2 separate regions of the Homo sapiens genome follow, and region 2 is linked to region 1. The links are chromatin contacts, found by Hi-C or POLR2A ChIA-PET in ENCODE. All regions are on one chromosome and are shown on one strand. Each heading gives the region's core, a stretch centred on a gene start or an enhancer-like site at or near the end of the contact. The rest is flanking DNA. Distances are from core to core; before and after follow the strand shown. Region 1 holds the start of DUSP9 (dual specificity phosphatase 9). Region 2 has its middle 12 kb from the start of CCNQ.

What was found. Hi-C counts contacts between places; a loop is a spot of excess contacts on that map. ChIA-PET counts read pairs that join two places held with the same protein, here RNA polymerase II (POLR2A). Pooled maps may share reads with other maps.
Region 2: a loop to region 1 is called in a map of IMR-90, with 15 times the contacts of the local background. The contact joins the enhancer-like site here to the promoter of DUSP9 in region 1. A Hi-C loop is called at or near these places in 18 of 168 maps with a recorded cell type or tissue (B cell, CD4-positive, alpha-beta T cell, CD4-positive, alpha-beta memory T cell and 11 more), 20 of 37 single-sample maps with no recorded cell type and 25 of 50 pooled maps. POLR2A ChIA-PET finds 5 or more read pairs at or near these places in 8 of 52 experiments (A549, B cell, CD4-positive, alpha-beta T cell and 4 more).

Annotation. Positions count from the first base shown.
Region 1 is chrX:153,644,162-153,649,892 of GRCh38, reverse strand. DUSP9 (dual specificity phosphatase 9) reads right to left here and starts at 2,690. Exons shown (of 4, transcript NM_001318503.2): 1 at 2,468-2,690; 2 at 1,567-1,974; 3 at 206-661. The coding sequence starts at 1,939.
Region 2 is chrX:153,608,729-153,614,459 of GRCh38, reverse strand. No RefSeq gene overlaps it. Among named protein-coding and RNA genes, the nearest start is that of CCNQ, 12 kb to the right of the region's middle. RefSeq lists a silencer at 4,372-4,481. Within about 2 kb of position 3,532, at least 6 of the 41 ENCODE cell types and tissues checked have a DNase peak (open chromatin) inside an H3K27ac peak, as active enhancers do.

The sequences.
Region 1 (5,731 bases), core at 1,441-3,940:
CCTGCCCCCTGGGCCAGATGGCCACGACCTGCAGGTTTCTCTAGTGGCCTCTGGGGGCCGCCCTAGCTCTGCCTGTCCCCTAGAACTGTCACCTAGGCTTTTGGCTCTGGGAATGGCAGCGGGGCTTGGGAGGAGTACTCACAAGGGGGAGGCCAGAGCAGGCCTTGGGGAGGACAGGAGGGAAGGGTGGGTGGGGTGGACTCACCAATGAACTCAATGGCCTCCGGAAAGAACCGCGACAGGTTCTGGCTCCAGTGGTCGGAGATGGGGATCTGCTTGTAGTGAAAGTCACCATTCTTCTCGAAGAAGTTTGGGAGGTTGGGGGTGACATTGAGGATGTAGCGGATGCCCAGTTTGGCCAGGCTCTCCAAATTGGCGGAATCCCGGGCACTGCCCAGATAGAGGTTGGGCAGGATCTGGACAGGGAAGGATGCCCGCAGCCCCACTGGTGGGGGTGTGGCACCCTCCGAATCCAGGCCACAGCTCATGGAGTCGCGGTCAGCCTCGGATTCCGCATCAGAGCAGTCGGAGCCCAGGCACAGGCTGCCCAACCCCACCACGGGCACTGGACCGGGCACCGGCGCCATGCTGGAGCCGGCACGGCCAGCAAGGCTGGTCTCACACAGGTGAGGGCACTCGGCCTGGAATCTGCTGAAGCCTCCTGTTGGGGAGAGGGCATGGGGCCTGCTGACCTGGCCTTCTGGGCAGCCAAGTGCCTCTGTCTGGGGCTGGGGAGATGACCCTGGACAACTTGGAGGGTTTGCAAATGTTCCCAAAGGGAACACAAAACCCAGCAGCTTGGTGTGTCCTGGTACCCACGTGGGGCCCTAGCCACCCTCAGTCAGCTCGGGCTGCAAGAAGCTGGGCTCACGCTGAGCCACCGGAAAGGATCTTACACCCCTAGGGTCAAGCTGAGGCAGGTGTGAGGGCTCAACAGAGCCGAGATGCACTGCCAGCCTTAGGGAGGACTGCGGCCATCAGCTAAAGAAAAGGAGGAACTCAGATGTCAGCTCTCTGCCTGGGCATCTCCTGACTCTCAGGGATGAAGTGGGACCCCAAGATGTGGGGGAACTTGGGGGAGAATATGGCTCAAGAAGCCAGCATCTCTATTTACAGATACTATTTCCCCGGGCTGGACACCTGACACTTTATATGCTGTTCGGGAGGCTAAGGCAGGAGGATCGCTTGAGCCCAGGAGGCTTCAGTGAGCCGTGATTGCACCAGTGCTGTCTGACCCCTGCCTCCCTTGCTCATTCCTGAGCAGGTTGGGGAGGTGGGGATACCCTTGCCGAGACCCTGGGGAGCCCGCACTTTGTAATTCGTTCTTGAGCATCCTGAGAACTAGCTCAGGTCAGGCTAATTCTCCCCATTTTCCAGGCTCAGAGACTGGGCTGCCGAGGGTGAAGAACTTCCCCACGGTCACACTCAGGCTTCCCTCCTCTCAAAGCAGCCTGGCAGGTCATCAGGGGAGGGGGGCCTCAACTCGCTTTAGAAAAAAAGAAGTGGGGCTGGCCTAAGGTCAAATGAATCCCGAACCCCCTGGAAGGAGGGCCCCGCGGCACCTACCCTGGAGGTAGTAGGCCAGGTAGCCTTCCTCTCGCAGCTTCTGCAGCAGGGTGCCCAGCACCGACTCGGCCTCCCACTCCTCGGCCTCGGCCTCGGCCTCCCCGCGCCGGCGCCGGCCCCCGCCCTGGTCGTACAGGAGCACGGGGGCAGGCGGGGGCGGCTGCAGCGGCGGCCCAGGCAGGAGCGCGCGCACCGACAGGCTGCCCCTCCGCAGGCGGCGCAGCAGGAGCGCCGGCAGGGCCACGCTCAGCGCCCCACCGATGCGCGCCGACTCGTACAGCTCGCGGCTGCGGCAGTCCAGGAGCAGGAGCCGCGGCCGCGGGGGCGACAGCTCCCGACGCAGCCACAGGCACGAGCGGCCCAGACCCTCCATGGGCGATCGGCTCCCTACACGCTGGACCACGGGCGCTGCGAAGAGAGAGAAGGCGCGGTGTGAGCTACCGGAGGGCCGAGGGGGCTCAGACTTGAAGCCGGCCCCGCGTCCTGAAGGCGGGAGCCCAGGGTCCCCCACCATGAGGACTCCCAACAAGGCGCCCCAAGAAACCCCCCAGGCAGCAGCTCGGCCCGGGGAAGGGTCCTCGAGAAGAGGGCTGAGCGGCTAACCGCCCCTTCGAGGCTCATCTTGGGGTACCCTGAGGTCGCAGCCGCCTCCCTCCATACCCCCTTTCTGCTCCTGTCTCGGTCTTCTCGCGAACGCTCCCCAAGTTCGAGCTTCCGACTCTGGCTGGGGGTGTGCGTGCGAGGAGTGCCGTTCGAGGCCTAGATCTCCCCCAGGGCCAGGTGGGCCAGGGGAACAGAGGAGGCGCCGAGGTGCTGGGCCTCAGCGAGTCCTCTCAGAGGTGGTCTGGCCCCCGGTCCCCCATCTCCCCCTACCCCTAGGAGAGAACAAAAGGAAAGAGACCTGGAGCGAGATCCGGCGGTGGACGACCGCGCGTGGACGTTCTGGCCACGGCCACTGCCACGGCGGAACGCGAGGCGCCGTCCCGCGGCAGAGAGTCCCCAGGCCTGGCCGCCAGGAGAGGGCGGGGCGGCGGTGCAGGCTCGCACGTGGAAGCCGAGCCCCGCGCAGCCCGCGCAGCCCGCGCACCGGCCGCTTCCTGGCAGCCGGACCCAGCTTCCACCTTGGAAACTGCCTTCGGACGTGGAGTTACAACTCCGAGGGGCGGGCCGGGGCGGGGCTCCGGGGGCGGGCCCGGCGGGCCGGTGAGCCAACGGGTGCTAGCCGAAGCAGTCGGGTGGGACCTGCGAGTCGGCTGAGCTGGGGCTTCCACCGAGGCGGGACGGGGTCGGGGCAGAGGCCAAGGGCAGGTCAGGGGCCCAGCAGGGGACCAGCTGCGGCTCCCCTGGCCGGCGCCAGCCTGGCCTCGGGAGGCAGGGGGAGGGGTGAGGACCAGAGCCCAGCCCCTCTGCCGCAGAAGCTGCCTCCAGCCCAACTCACAGGGTGATACTGGAGCATCTTCTCCCCTGCCTGGATCTCAGTGGCCCCATCTCTGTAATGGGCTCAGAGCTAGCAGCTTGGGCAAACTTGGGATGCCACCGAAATCACGGAGGGGAGGAGGAGGCAGGACCAGAAACTTAGTGCAGCTTTGGCCCAGAGGTCTGCTGCAGGGCTAGGCAGGCAGGGGTAGCTCCTGGATACCTACCAATACCAGCCCGCTTCACTCGCACAGGACTGGCCAAAAGCACCCAGGAACCCTGAGCTCCCAGCCCTAAACTGGGGCACTCTGCTCTTATCACATTACTGATCCTAAGAGTCACCCGTGGCTCCCCCCTCTGCCTCCTTCCCTTAACCCCCCTTCGGCTAATCAAAGTGGAAAGAACTAGTTTCTACCTAAATATCTCTCACATCCACGCCTCTCTCCCCTGTCCCTTGCCCTAGCCGAGGGCTCAAATTCATCAGCTTTAGGCCAGGTCACTGTCACGTCTTGCACAACAGTCTCCCTGCCTCCGGGCCTGCAACGACCTGCCCTCCACCCTGCCCTGCCCAGCCCTGCCCAACGTCAGAATGCCATCCACTCAACCAAGGCTGGTGGCCTCCATCCTTTCCTCCATGGGCACAACAGGCGGGACAGATCCACAGGCAGCAAGAGCACTGGACAAGGTCTCAGGTGTGGTGAGCACTGAGGCAGGAGACCAGGGTCAGGGGGAGGTGTCCACAATGCTGATCTGGCTAAAAGTCCCTTCTCTGCTTAAAGCTCAACAAAAGCAAATAACAGTGTTGAAGGAAAATGTACGCCAGATAAGATAAAGCTCATACCCAACTAAAAGGTTAAGACCCCTGTAGATAAATGGGCAAAGAACCTGAAAACACTGCATACTGCAGGAAGGAGGGAATGCGGTGGCCTAACAAATATTTGGGGGAAGGTTCAACTTCAGGCGTGGAAGGAAAGCCACTCCAATAAACAAGTAACAATGACCAACGAGGTAACACTTCCCACCTACTGCATTAGAAATGTTCTCATTTTTGAGAACACGCAGTGCTGGCAAGATTGCTGTGAAATCAGCGTGCTGTTCAACTGTTGCAGGGTTATATATTGGTACGGCCCCTTTGGAAATTAATCTGGCAATATCAAGAGCTAGGAAAAAATCCCAACCCTTTGACCACTTTTGGGAATCTAAGGAACTAAAGTAAAAGAAAGCAAAGTTATGCACACGAGGATGGGCACCACAAAGCATTTTTCTAACAAGTGGAAAATGCAAAGCAAACTACGAGTCTAAAGACTCCTCTCAGGAGCCATGGAGTTAGAGGAGAAAATGTCTCAGGTCATGGTTAGGTAAGAGGGCAGGTGACGGAAAGCTAGGTGGGTCACCTCTAAGGGGCTTCCAGTTTGCCTCTCTCCCTCCCTTTCGGGCAGTGGGCTGCTAGCCGGGGACTCCCAGGACCCTGGCACTGGGCTGCTTTCCGGCCACACCCCCCATGTCCCTGCGTCTAACAAGAGTCCTAATTCCTGCATCCAAGGGCTTTGGGCAGCTGGACTGTGCCCTTCCTTCTCTCACCCAGTGGGCAAGGGCCCCAGCCCAGGCCTCCCTCCTATGCCCCCTGCCCAGATTCTGAGATTCTGCTCATTCTTCAGGCCCCCTCCTCCAGGCAGCCTTCCCAACTCGGAGCCAGTAGTCTCCCTCCTCTGTGCTCCCTAGTGTGGTCACTTTCCCCCTTTCTCAGTGTGTTCCTGGGGCAGGGACTTTGTCTTCTGTTTTCTGTCCACAGCCTAGCTCCACAGTGGTGGAGGTGGACACCGGCACCCAGCCTGGGGGCTGCCTCCAGGCCCACTGCAGCTGTGGGTGGGAGCTCAGAGTGGGCAGGGGTTGAAGGCACCACGGAGGTTCTGCCATGTGCCAGTCTTGTTGTGGAGAGTGGGGGTGGCGCAGGGCTGTGACCAGCAGGGAGCTGGACAGCCACTTCCCCGGCCCGCCCTGCCGTGGGGGCTCAGTTCGGCTAGAGAGGGAGCTCCTGAGCTGCTCAGTGGCGCTCTCTGGAGAGGGTTCCCTGGAGGTGAGAGGAGCTGGGCTGGAATGAGGACGGGGAGAGGCAACCTCCGCAATGGGGAAGGGAGGGGAAGCCTAGGATCCAAGGGTCCACGTCTCCCGACGCTTGGCGAGGGGCTCCCCTGCACCTAACTGCGGAGCCCTGCTGCCAAGTCCTCGCACCGGGAGAAAGCATTTGGGAGGAGGCCATGAGGGGCTCAATTTCCAAAGTCAGAGCTCAGTGCTCGGGGCCCACAGCGCCCGCAGCGCCAGCAACAGGACAAATGGGAACCTGTTGCCACCTCCGCACTGCAGGGCTGAGCGCAGCCAACCCCCTAATCCCCCTCTCACCCGCGACCCTCGCCGGGCCGCCCCCACTCAGGCCCCCTGTAGCGCCGGCTCTGGGCGCCGCCCCGCCGGCAGCCGCTCCCGGGTGCGCTGTGCTGGGGGAGGCCGCGCCGCGCGCCCGGGCCTCGTCTGGCCCCCTCCGGCGGGCTGAGCCAGGCCGCGCGCTCGCTGCCCGCCGCAGGGTGGGCGCTGCGCCTGCCGCCCCCGCCCCCGCCCCCGCACCCGCCCCCGCCGGGCGCCCCGGGCCTCCGCCGGGCCGGGCCAGCGCCCCCTGGAGGCCGCGGGGACGCCGCCGCCTGCAGGCCTCGCGCGCGCCGCGTGCGCCCTCTGGTCCCGGGAGCCTCCCGAGAGC
Region 2 (5,731 bases), core at 2,283-4,782, 36 kb after region 1:
GCATGGTGGCGGGCATCTGTAGTCCCAGCTACTCAGGGGGCTAAGGTGGGAGGACCACCTGAGCCCGGGAGGTCGAGGCTGTGGTGAGCTGAGATCGCGCCACTGCACTCTAGCTTGGGTGACAGAGTGATACCCTGTCTCAAAACAAACAAACAAACAACAACAACAACAAAAACCTTGATGTATGACAAAGCTGGCATTGCTGGCCAGTGGGGGAAGGAGATGTTCAATAAATAATGCTGGACAATTGGTTATCCATATGGAAAATAAGGTCTGACGACATCAAGTGTTGGCAAGGCTGTGAAACCGCTAGAAAGCTTGTATACTACAGGGGGGGGCATATGGATTGGTACAACCACTTGAGAAAACAATTTTTCATTGCCCAGCAAAGTTGCAAGTGTACATTTCTGGTGGCCCAGGGATTTTCCTCTGGATATGCCCACTAGTGAAACTTGTGCTGGGCATCAGGACTCTGGTAACAGCCCAAAAAGTGGAAACAATTCCCCCTTCCACCAAGCAGATGATGCAGAGATCAGTTGTAGTTTAATCCCACAACAGAACAGAATGCTTGCGGGAAGAATGGATTACAGCTCTTCGTCTCGGGAATACCACATTCAGCGGAAAGGCAGGTTACAGAATAATACAGACAGTATGATTCCATTTGTATAAAATTCAAAACAGGCAAAACTAAAAAATATATTGTTTGGGGATGCAAAGGTGGTGAAACTATAAAGAAATACACAGGAGTGGTATATGCAAAATTCCAGAAGGTCACCTCTGAAGTGGGGGTAGGGGACATGGGGCAATGAGAAGGGTCACCCAAGGTCCTTCAAAGGGAACGTTACCTTTCTTCTAAGCTGGTGGTGAGTACACAGAGGTTTGTTGTATTGTTCTTTACACTTACACATATTTTGTAAATGTCCTTTTGTGTCTACTCAGTATCTACTAGACCGTTTTAAAAGGTGAGAGTTCTGCTGAATTCCATATGGAGAGGCACCGTGATCCTTTTGTGGCTGAGAAACCTCAAAAGTCTTCATTAGGCCCTGGTGACCCCCCCAGGTAACAGATGAGGGGAAAAATTGGGTCCCAGGACTGGCTCTGACTGCTGCCATCTCTGGTCACAACAGCTGGTACCCACTGGTAGGGCTGTGCCTGCGGCTAAGATGTCAAAGTACTTCTGTACCCGTTGGTAAATTGCAGCTGCCCCCGAACCAGTCTCTCCTTTGGGACCCCCCCCCCTCCTCACCCCCTGCTCCTCCTGATCCAGAACTAGTGGCTCATTCTGGGCATAGCAGTGGCCCTTGGAGAACCTGCACCAGCCCCTCAGCAGCCTCTGTACCTGGGCTACCCTGGTGTTAAGTGCTGGGGACATTCACACTGTGCCCTTGGGGTCCCAGCACCCACACTTTGGGAGGAGAGAAGACTTCAGGTGACGTCCACCCACCAGCTCCGTGTGCAGCCCTGTCCACCCACAGCCAGTTTGCCTCATGGCTAGGTCACCTCCAAGCCTGAATTTGGAATTCAAATGAAGGAGTTTATTTTTACCTTTTATTCAACAGCGGCTGTAGCTTAATCAGTTCTCTAATGATCAATTGTTCTGGTTTTAAGAAATCAAGCACTTTGAAACCAATTCACTGAAGGCCCTTCTGTCTTTGCGAACGGATTGCTTGTCAGTCGGGTTAGGGGCTACTTCCTCTCCTGGGGGCTCTTTTTCTTCTCCTTTCTTCTAAAGTAGATGATCTGGTTGCCAGAGCCTTTTGCACAGGGTTGCCCATTTGCCCTTGGGCTGGCGTTGCCCCCTCTGGCTCCAGGCGATTGCTCCCTGTGCCCGCAGCTGTCGTGCCCGGCTCTGTGAGGGGAAGAGGGAAGCGAGGCAGTGTGGCCCCACACTTGGCTGCACTGTGTGTTTCACTATGTTTAATGCACAAAGAAAAACTGCATCAGGACACACAAAATCAGTCCAAAATATCTTTTTTTTTTTTTTTTTTCCTTAGACGAAGTCTCACTCTGTCCCCCAGGCTGGAGTGCAGTGGTGTGATCTCAGCTCACTGCAACCTCCGCCTCCCGGGTTCAAGCAATTCTCCTGCCTCAGCCTCCTAGAGTAGCTAGGATTACAGGCGTGTGCAACCACGCCCGGCTAATTTTTTGTATTTTTAGTAGAGACGGGGTTTCACCATGTTGGCCAGGCTGCTTTCAAACTCCTGACCTCGTGATCCCCGCCGCCTTGGCCTCCCAAAGTGCTGGGATTACAGGCATGAGCCACTGTGCACGGCCAGTCCAAAATATCTTAATAAAGTATGCTTATTTCTAGGAGAAAACGATCTTAGGAAAAGGTCTTTATCCAAAAGGACAAGAATTCTCTTGGTTTCCTCAGCTCAGGGGAGAGGCCTGAGTAGAGAAAACAGAAAGGACAAGGGCAAGATGCCCCAAAGGGGTAAGTGCCCTCCTGGCTCGTCTTGGCCTCTGGCCCCGGCAAGAATCACACACTTCCCTCAGGAGACCAGCCTTACTCACTCCCACAGAAGCCCGGACGGAAGCAGGCTGCCCTTAGGGGAATGCTGTGTTTTTAATCCATAAAATGCCAAAAAGCTGGGAGAAAATAAGGCCCTGCCAGAGCTGTGGACACAGCCCGCAGTCCCCGGAGGCTGTGGGGAGAGCTGGGTACGTCCCCCTGGGGATGGGGGGCACGCTGTATTCCTGAGGAGGCACCTGCCTGTCTGCCTGCTGAGGTTTCTGAAGGCAGGACATTTGCTGAGCCTGGCAGGACTGAAGGCACTCTTACCCCAGCTGCCTTCTGCCCTGGGGGCACAAGGTGTGGGGGCCAGAGGTCTGAGGGGGTCCGGTAGACGCTGGTGGGGCCCAGAGAGGACAGCGCTTCCCAATCCCAGAGGGTCTTTAGCCTCAGCAAGGAAGGGGCTGAGCCTGCCCTCAGAAAAGGGCGACCCCATTGGCAGGCATCAAAAAGCCCAGGCAAAGATGGGGCCCCTCTCACCCCCTCACCCTGGCACAAGTTCTGCCTGCCCCGGCCCGGGGGGGTGGGGGGTGGGAAGGGAGGGAAGGGAGGTCAGGTCACCTCCTCTCCATTCCAGTCCATTCCAGCCCCAAGGATGGGGAGGGGAGGCCCATGGGATGTGAGTCTGGGCTGAATTTTAATAACTGAAAAGGACCAGAAAAGTTAATGATCGGGGTGGGGGAGGTGTCAGAACACAGTGACTGGCGTAAACAAGCCCTGTCATGAGTTCCACCAACAGGAATGGTCTGGAATGGCCGGCACAGCCCCAGGAAGTGCTGGAGGGGCTGCAGACCCAGGTGTGATCACCCCGCTAGGCTGTGTTGCCCAAGCTGGGGCCAGGCCTCCAGGGCGCCTCCTCACCCTGTCCCCTCCAGATGGGGCAGAGCAGGGAGCAGCCGAGCAAGGACATGCGTTTGAGGACAAGTGGGCAGTACAGACATTTCCCACTCACTGAGGCTAGGAGGCTGGGCTGGGAGCGCCCCGGGGTGAACAGAAAGCACTGGGCTGTGAGGGAGTCCTTGAGCAGACTGGGTCCAACAGGAAGGCTGCAGCGGTGGAACCCCGAGCTCAGCCCTGCTAGTGATTTTCTAGGCTCTGTTGTGCTGTGCCAGCTCCGGACCTGTCAGGAAGCCACCCTTTGCTCTTTCTCTGGCCAGAAGAGAAGAAGGCTCTCCAGTCCTGATGGCCTAGGTCCAGCGCCCAGGCCAAGGGCGCCCCCACAGACAGGTGCTGACTCTAGCATTTGTCCATCTGGCCCGCGTAGCCGCCCTCCGGTGTCTTTAGATCCGTGGCCTTTTCTCCGTGGTGGGCGGGTCTCCAGGGCAGTCTGTCCCCTTCCTCGCGTGGCGGCCTGCTGCACACCAGCGGCAGCAGCATCCCGTCGCGGCAAATGGCTGCCGCGCAACAGGCTGCCTGGTGGCTGAGCGGAAACCATGGCAACGGGAAGCAGGGAGGATATTCCCGTCACCCTCTGGAAAGGGCAGCCTATTTCTGGGACCCGAGCCCAGTTCTTCACTAGTTGTGTATTTTGCTGTGAATTTCGATGCTGGAGACACGGCGTGGAGGGTGCGGGGCTGAGGCAGGGAGGGGGAGTGACCGCCCCCCGCCGCAACCCCGGGCCCGGAGGAGACCCAGCTCCGAGCTCAGCCCCGCCGGATCAGACCCCTCTCCAGCCACACCAGGGGAGGGCGGGCGCTTTGGGGGGCACTGGGGCGGGGTCTGCTTCCCAGTCCTCAACAGAGGGGACCTTTTGGAGCGCCTTGGCCGGGGACTGCCTGGGGCTCCCAGCAGCAGGGGGATGGGGTGGGGGTGGCGAGCTTAGTTCGCCGGACTCAGCGTCAAGCGAGCCCCCGCCGTGCGTGCACACGCGCTCGCGCACCTCCCCGCACGCGCACGCTGGAGCGGTGTGGCTTTTGGTGTAGACGGCTCTGCCCCCTAGCGGCAGCTGCGGTCAGCATGCGGGGCTCCTTCCAGGGAGGGCTTCGGAGAGGAAGGAGAAGGGGTCCAGGGAGGGAATCGCAGGCTGGGCTTGGGGCGGAAGATCCCAGGAGGGGCTCGCGGCGGCCCGCTGCCCCGGCAGCTCCTTTTCACCCGCCACCCTCGTCCTGGGTGACCTCAGTCCCTCTTATGCCTGTCCAGACCTTTCCCTTAGGGGACAACCCCCAGGAAGACATAGGCCCCTCAAACTCCACATGTCACAATGGAGCGCTTCTGCTTCCCACACCCGTTCCTCATCTCGGAGACTGGCACCTTCACCCACCTGGTTGGCCCAGACTTGGGAGAGCTCCTTGATATCTCCTCTTCCTCCTCCCCAACATCCACCTCCTCACTGATCCTGGGGATTCTCCATCCCAAATAGCTTTGAAATAATCCACTTCTGGTAGGCAGAATTTCGGCCCCCATGACCTTCATCCCCGTGTCACGCCCGTGAGTATGTTACATTACATGGCCAAAGGGACTTTGCCGATGTGATTTGGGCTACTCATCAGTTGACCTTAACATAGGGAGAGGAGCTCATACAAGCAGAGCTTCACTGGCCAAGGCCAGAAGCCGAAGTCAGAAAGATGCAGAGATGATGGGAAGAGCTCTTGGCATCATTGATGGCGGGAAGGTGAAACTAGGGCCTATAGCTCCAAGGAACTGAATTCTGCCAACACCTGAATGAGCCCAGTCCACCTGACACCTTCTTTTGTTGGTTTGTCTTTATTTTGAGTTGTGATAGATTCACAGGAAGTTCTAAAGACAGTGCAGGGAGGTCCCATGTACCCTTCACCCAGTTTCCCCATTTAAAGTATACATGCCAGGCATGGTGCCTCATGCCTGTAATCCCAGCACTTTGAGAGGCCATGATGGGTGGGTCACTTGAGTCCAGGAGTTCGAGACCTGGCAAACTGCCTTTACAAAAAAAATTTTAAAGTGTACAATGCAATACTTTAAAAAATATTCATAGAGTTATGTCACCATCACCACGATCTCATTCCAGAACGTTTTCATCATCCCCACCAGGAACCCTGTATCAACTAAGCACTAACTCCTCATTCTCCTCTCCCCCTAAGTCCTGGCAACCATTCGTCTTCCTTTCTATGGATTTGCCTGTTCCAATCTGTCATAGAAATGGACTCATATAATTTTGTGGCCTTTTGTATCTGGCTTCTTTGGCTTGGCATAATGTTTCCAAGGTTCACCAACACTGCAGCATGGACCAGTGTTTCATTGCTT